2 separate regions of the Homo sapiens genome follow, and region 2 is linked to region 1. A link is a contact called in ENCODE Hi-C or POLR2A ChIA-PET data. All regions are on one chromosome and are shown on one strand. The core of a region is the stretch at or near the end of the contact, and the rest is flanking DNA. Distances in the headings are between cores, read along the strand shown.

The links. Hi-C counts contacts between places; a loop is a spot of excess contacts on that map. ChIA-PET counts read pairs that join two places held with the same protein, here RNA polymerase II (POLR2A). Pooled maps may share reads with other maps.
Region 2: a loop to region 1 is called in a map with no recorded cell type, with 5 times the contacts of the local background. The contact joins the enhancer-like site here to the promoter of DISP1 in region 1. A Hi-C loop is called at or near these places in 1 of 168 maps with a recorded cell type or tissue (CD8-positive, alpha-beta T cell), 7 of 37 single-sample maps with no recorded cell type and 12 of 50 pooled maps. POLR2A ChIA-PET finds 5 or more read pairs at or near these places in 1 of 52 experiments (activated B cell).

Annotation. Positions count from the first base shown.
Region 1 is chr1:222,812,802-222,816,533 of GRCh38, forward strand. DISP1 (dispatched RND transporter family member 1) reads left to right here and starts at 2,238. Exons shown (of 9, transcript NM_001377229.1): 1 at 2,238-2,277. RefSeq lists an enhancer at 1,629-1,688 and silencers at 1,929-2,008, 2,099-2,198.
Region 2 is chr1:222,653,442-222,657,095 of GRCh38, forward strand. MIA3 (MIA SH3 domain ER export factor 3) reads left to right here. Exons shown (of 28, transcript NM_198551.4): 16 at 802-857; 17 at 948-1,038; 18 at 1,214-1,352. Among named protein-coding and RNA genes, the nearest start is that of MIA3, 37 kb to the left of the region's middle. RefSeq lists an enhancer at 1,531-1,770. Within about 2 kb of position 1,615, at least 10 of the 41 ENCODE cell types and tissues checked have a DNase peak (open chromatin) inside an H3K27ac peak, as active enhancers do; they include CD8-positive, alpha-beta T cell, where a contact is called at or near this core.

The DNA of each region.
Region 1 (3,732 bases), core at 988-3,487:
TGCAAGCAGCAGCAATCTTCTTTGACTAGCCAAAAAAAAAAAAGTTTTGGAATTATACAGGGATATCTCCTATAACCAAAGGAAACAGGGCAGGTCCTGGATCTTTGGCAAAGGGTGTTAATAGATTTTTTCTTTAGGGAACTGCCATTTGTGACTCAGTTCTACTGAGTAACTATATTCTCTCTGTGTTTCTCTATGCCTCATTTAAGATTTCTGGGGCAAAGAGTCTAAATGGTCTGGTTTAGGATATGCCCACCTCTGAATTAATCTGTTATGTAGACAAGGGACATGGTAGCGCAACCAACTTGTCTCAGTTTTCGCAAAACTATCCCAGTTTAAGCACCGAAAGTCCAGCATCCTGGTATCCCCCTGTCTTTAGCAAACCAGAGTAGCTGGTCACACTAGGACATGGTCGCTTGTGCATATGTGGCCCATAAAAGGACTGCCTCTATGTATTTCAGCCATTCCTACAAAAAAAGGAATTGTGAGAAGCTATAAGGAAACATTTCACAGAGTGTCTATTACATTCTACTTCTTGGCACCCAGCGTGGGCACACACACACACACACACACACACACACACACCCCCCACATCACACCACATACACACTCTCTTCTTTCCATCCTTTCAAAAATACACCTTGCCGCTATGTGAATCAGTTATTTCAAGTATCACCACAAATGGACTACTAACCTTCCCAATGGGAGAAAACCCAAACGCGTGACCTTTTACTTCACTTAGAGTTGATGTTATGCCCTCTAAGTACAGACTTTCTACACGATATCCATTCCTCATTTTCTTCTACTGTAATCCTATCTCCATATATTGCAATGTATGGCCTTTTGCTGGCAAAAGGAGAAAAAAAGAAAAATGTATGTATTATACCATTCCTTTTTAAAAAGGCAAAGAAAGGGCTTGGTGTGCAAGAGAGTATTTATTAAACACTGGTAGCAAAGAAAACAAACAAAAAATGCAACAGTCCTCATTACTGTAGCTGGTGTTGAAGCTTCTTTCTTCTGGGCCCATTCCATAGTTCCCTGTGACTTCAGTTAGCATCTCAGTTGGTTGGGGTGATTTGCTCAATGCAGCAACCTGAGGGGTATGATCCCTTGTGGTCCTGCCTTTATAGGGTTGTGGTAGCCGTCTATTGCCTTTACATCTGGGTATGGCAGTTCAAGAAAGCACCCTCAAGGATAAAACATGCTATTCATGATGTATTATTTTTCTTTGATGACTAGGACAATCCCCCTAGTCAACCCCATGACTCACTGTTTTGTCTATTCCCTTAGATGACCCCACGGATTCCGTTGCACGGAGTCTCTGAAGTCCAAAATTTTTAAGCATAGGGCACAACGTTCTTCATGATTTGGCCTTGTCTCTTCTCATTATGCTTGCTCTTGCATCTGCCATCTGACACTTTGCTTAACTCCTGGCCAGCTACCGGTACAAGCCAAGCTCTCACTCCATAACGTCCTTCTTCTCTGCATGCCCTTCTCCACTGTGCCTGTCCTTTAACTCTTATTCATCATTTATTTCAGTCTCAATTGAAGAGTCATTATTTCTAGAAAGCCTTCTCCGCCCAGCTCTCTACATTGCACCGTTCCCTACAGCACCACCAGAGTGCCTCTAACACTTGATGGTTTCATTGCTTATATATTTTTGTTTCTGTGCATAAGCCTCCCGAGGGAGCCGCCGCTGTTCGATTTATTCTATAGCTAGTTCCTCGCCCTGAGTGTAAGCCTCACGAGAGTGGGGCTGTCCTCTGTTCGCTCTATCCCCAGCCCCTACAGCAGTGCCTGGTTGTTCACAGGCCTATATAGCAGGTGATAATAATCTGAATAATGAAAGAAGAAACACTGTCTTGTGGCGTGATTTACTTCTGTTTTTACTTATGTCAACTTTTAACTAGATTGTGAGGACAGAGGTCAGTGTCTGAGTCATCTTGTGCCTCACTGGGCTTGGGCAGAATAGACGCTTGGTCAAGCATTTGCACACTGGTCGATGGATACACTAGAAAGAGCAGGAGCGCGAGAGGGAATTTTTTTGGCGCCTGCCTCGCCCTTTCAAGCCAAGCCCCTCTGCCCTCTGCCCCTTGCCAGCCGCCCGTCGCCCGCCGCCGGCGATCCCTCTCCCGGGGAGCGGTAGTCAAGCGAGGCCAGCGGGCCGGGAGCGGGCCGGGAGCGGGCGAGGGGCGGGACTTCCGGTCCCGCTCGCGACGCGGACCGCGCCAGGCGGAAGCCCGGCTCCGGGCCAGCATCCGAGAGCCCGGACTGGAGGTGAGTTCGCAGCCGGAACGTTGCAGGCACTTGTTTCCTCAGTGGATGCCTTTCGGCGCGCCGCCGCCCGGCGCCGCGGGACTGGGAGACCGGGTAGGGACGGGAGAGTCGGCATCTCCCGCGCGTGTGGAGGGAAATCCGGGACCCCAGGCTTGAGAGAAGGGCCAGGACTGAGAACGGGGAACCAGGAGAGCCCTAAGGGCAGCCTTTAGGGACTGAGGAGGGAGGCACCGGGGACCCTGAGGCCAAAGAGGCCCTGAGACTGGAGGTTGCGGATGACACGGGGCAGAGTTGCATCTCGGAGGAAAGTAGTCATTCGTGGGGGCGTGTCCCGGGTCCTGGCGGATTGACTGAGAGGATGGCAGGAGATGGCAAAGGTTGGCTTCCAGGGAGAGGTTACAGAGGAGGGAGTCAGTCCTTCTCTGAGGGTCGTAGGTGAGAAGGACGTCTTGACCTAACGAACCAGAAAGATGACCAGCCACCTATTGGATGCTGAACTCCTATTGCTTCATTTGCAATTCATGCAGTTTGTTTTTTGTTTTTAGAAATATATCCCGCTCCGCGCGTGTGGATTTCGGGAAAATATTGTATATTCCTAGGGACCGCTCGAATTCTTGCTTCACCCAGATTCTGCGTGTCTTTGTCAAACTGATAGTAGTTGAGAGTTCTCTTCACCCAAGGAAGACAACCAAAGTTTTCCTTTTGGACTCTTCTCTACCCTGCAGAGTTTAGCTTGTCTTATTTCCCTTGTCATGGGATGAACTAAATGCGTTCAGAATTATGGTGATAATCACATGGAAAGCCAGTGCTGTCAATGTTTGCAGTTTCAACTCATTGTTTTTCTGTCCAACTTTCTAACACATTTTTTCTAAAAGCTATTTTGTTGGGTTTAGTCTTTTAGTTTAACCAATAAAGGCAATTTTACATCAGGGTGCAGCAAATTACTAGCAGTTCTTAAGATTTTACTGTTCCTTTTTATTTCTGCTGTAAGGAAATATATATATATATATATATATATATATATAAATATTTGCCATTGTCAGTGTTTTTTAAAAATATTGATAACCCAAGATCTGTTGTTACACGCACATTAGCACATTTAGTTTTCCCCAGTGGCCAGTGTTTGGTATGTGGGCTCATTATTATTACCAAAGGTAATTATTGATTTAGTTATTATTTACCTTGCATTTATGTTTTATTGGATGTGATTAATATGTGCTTCCTAATCTACATAATATAGTGTTTCACTCAGTGTAATTACAAAGATTCTCCTAGCTTTTAAGTAGGTAGTAAGTGAATTGGATTTTTGCCACAAAGTGAGCAAGGTAGCTAGGAAGAATCATAACACTGTCACTGATGGAGGGTGAGATCTGATGATTGCTTTGCTTGTTTCAGGTGTTTCACATTTCAAATGTTAGAAGTTTTTGTTTTAAAAATTACTGTATTAGTACAGGT
Region 2 (3,654 bases), core at 365-2,864, 160 kb before region 1:
TGTAAATACATTGGATTTGAATGTGTGTCTGTTTGCATTGGGCAGAGGTGGATTGCTAGGGTGAGGTGTAGCAGTAAGCATGCAGTGAACACTGACTTTGTTTTCACATTGAGACTAGAAGGGTGCACGGGAGCTGCACTGGTCATGTCTTACACCTCTAAGTATTGGACACATACAGTAGTAGAAACTTGTTTTTCAATTTCATGGAGATAACATTTTAAAACTTGTCATCTCAGTAGCTGTGTGGTTTTAAGGCCCACAACTGGTTTTAAGAGTACTGAGGTGGTTGGAGGCATAAACTGACTAAGGCCATGAAAGAAAACCACAACTGGTTTTGAGAGTACTGAGGTGGTTGGATCCATAAACTAAGGCCATGAGAGTGGAGGCTATAGTGTTGCAGTGTTTACTGATGAGGAAAATGTTTCTAGATGCCCTCTCTCAAGTTGGATATTGCTTGTGTAGTGGGTGTTTTAAACCACACCTGGTAGTAGATTCTGGAGGAGAATAGGAGGGAATCTTTCTGAATAAGACACTAAGCCCAGATGGAAGAAAGAGCTTTATCTCACATGTTTCTTCTTGCTCAATAATGGCATGTATAACATGTTTATTGTACAAATGGGAATTCACTTTTTCAGTCTTAAGTTTGCAGTTCTCTTAAAAGTCAGTCTAATCCTTTTCTGTTTTTGTTTGTTCTTTAAATGTTTGAACATGACAATTGTTTAGTTTTGGGTAAATCAAGAAAATATAGATTTAAAAAGCAAGGGAAGAAAAAGCAATGAAAGAAAGCCTTTTGTTTTTTAGGTGACCGGAATGAGAAGATGAAAAATCAAATTAAGCAGATGATGGATGTCTCTCGGGTATAATCGTTTTTAGAGTCCCATAATTGCCTGTGAATACTTTTACTATGCCTCACTTTTATGAATACTTGTCTCTTCTGCAATTTTTAGACACAGACTGCAATATCGGTAGTTGAAGAGGATCTAAAGCTTTTACAGCTTAAGCTAAGAGCCTCCGTGTCCACTAAATGTAACCTGGAAGGTAGGTTGCTTCTTGAGAAGAAATTGCTATATATTGGAAAGATACAAAATTGCATTAGAAAGATAAAGAGCGGCTTCCTGCTTTCATACTTCTCATTTCTCTCAGCACCAGCCCCCAACCAAGTTCTCAAGTTCTTGTGCACACATATGGAACTCAAATGTTTTATCCTTTACAGACCAGGTAAAGAAATTGGAAGATGACCGCAACTCACTACAAGCTGCCAAAGCTGGACTGGAAGATGAATGCAAAACCTTGAGGCAGAAAGTGGAGATTCTGAATGAGCTCTATCAGCAGAAGGAGATGGCTTTGCAAAAGTAAGATTATCATCATTTACTGTTAACTGTATTGTCATGTCAGTAAATAAATGTGTACTAATATAGATAATGTTATCGTTTTTCAGGATTGTACTCTTTTGCATCTGTAATTAGTATAAATTTGTCTTTCTTTCTTTCTGCTTTGTTTCTCATAAGCTGCATTTTTCTTTCCTTTCTAACCAGTAGTCAAAAACTGTTGCCTGTAACTCACTTAAGGGGGAGCAGTGTACTGGTACTGACGGTCGCTGCTGTGGGAGTGCTTCTCTTTTGAAGATCTGGCCATGCCTTGTCTGTGGCTCCGCCACTTGTTTCACTTTCCTTTCTTTGTGGTCAATTATGTAATTTCCTTTAAACAGTCTGAGGGATTTGTATGACGTGTTTTAGTAGAATAAAAACTTCAAAAAAGGAAAATTTACTTATTGAAGGTACATTTAGTTTTGGACTTCACAGAGTAAAATATTCAAACTAAACATAATTGTGGCAAAGATATTAGGAGTTTTGAATGTAGAACTATTTGGTGTGTATATTTAGATAATAATCCTCTGAAATACATATCTCAAATTTCGAGCGAGGTACCTTTTGAGAGGTATATTTTTATAGTTCAAGTTTTTTGTCCACAAAAACATCTGAATTCTCTAAAAATAGGTTATCTGTGGCAGTTGCTATTTGTGTTTGCTCTTATGTTTTACTCTTTGGTGTATATGGCAGTGTGTGAGGAGGCCTCTCTTGCTAAGCAAATTTAACTTTTTTAAATGCTTAGACTGCTACTGCTGTATGCCATTAAATATTGAAACCATACCATTAACTTTTTCTCTAATTCTTTGCTCACCAGGCAGCCAGTTTAGATTTTCCAGGTTTTGTTCAGGCCAGCTCTAAATAAATGCCTGTCCTGCTTCAGAGAGACATTCCTCATTTCATTACTTTTTAAAAAAGAGCACTTCTCTGCCTCCAATAGTAATGTGAATTACGTAAATGGCAACTGTTTTTCTTCGTGATACAGTTAACCCATTGATGTGGCAGTGTTTTATTCAACTTCCCCAAAATTCATTCAGTCTCCATGTGTGGTTTGTACTCTACTGTCCACCCCTAAAGTCACTGTGTTAATTCAGGCCCTTGTCATCTTTTATGCCAGTCCCCTAGCTAATCACGTATCTCCAGACTTTCTTTCCCTTTTTTTTTTTTTTTTTTTTTTTTGAGACAGAGTCTCACTCTGCCGCCCAGGCTGGAGTGCAGTGGCGTGGTCTCAGCTTACTGCAAGCTCCGCCTCCCAGGTTCATGCCATTCTCCTGCCTCAGTCTCCCGAGTAGCTGGGACTACAGGCGCCCGCCACCATGCCCGGCTAATTTTTTTTGTATTTTTAGTAGAGATGGGGTTTCACCTGTGTTAGCCAGGATGGTCTCAATCTCCTGACCTCGTGATCCACCCGCCTCGGCCTCCCAAAGTGCTGGGATTACAGGTGTGAGCCACCGCGCCCGGCCAAAGAATATACTTTAATGCAGGTTCAGTGAGTTTACTTTTGTATGAAAATGTCTTTAGTTTGACTCCATTTTAAAAGGATCTTTCTGCTGGTTCTGGAATTTCGATAGTTGTTTAGTATCAGCACTTTAAAGATAACCAGTTATCCTCTAGTTTTAAAGTTTCTTTGAGGAATCTATTATCATTCTTATTTTCTCTTTTCTCTTTTTTCAAATGTTTTATGCCTGCCCTAGCTGCCTTTCGTCATTTTCTTTTTGGTTTTTCAGCAGTTTTCTTGGGAGGTGCCTACATGTAGGGTTTTGTCATCACCCTTCCACCCTACCCTCCTGCTTTTTCTTTTGCATTTATACTGCTTGAGGTTATAAACATCTCTTGAGTTTGGAGCCTCTTTTTTCACATATTAATTCTATCTTATTCTCACTTGTCCTGAGAATCCAATTCAACATACTAGGATCTCCCACCCCTACCCCTCGCCCAATGCCTCCTACATTCTGAATATGCTTCATTCTGGATGTTTTCTTCTGACCTATCTTCCAATGTGCTAAAAATCTCACCTCAGTTGTCTAATCTGCTAAAATCATTGAGTTCTTTTTGGTTTCACTATTTTTCACTTTTATAGTTTCTAATCCTCTGCTGAAATGTGTAATCTTGACTTGTACTTCCTTCAATTTGTAAGGCACAATTGCTTTAAAATCTATGTGGTAATCCTATTATGTGGATCCCTTATGAGTGTGTTTCTCTGGTCTTCTAGATTGTGATTACATTGTCTTGTCTTGTGGAATGTCTGGTTGGTTTTGATGGAGTGGTGAACATTGTTTTTGAAAAT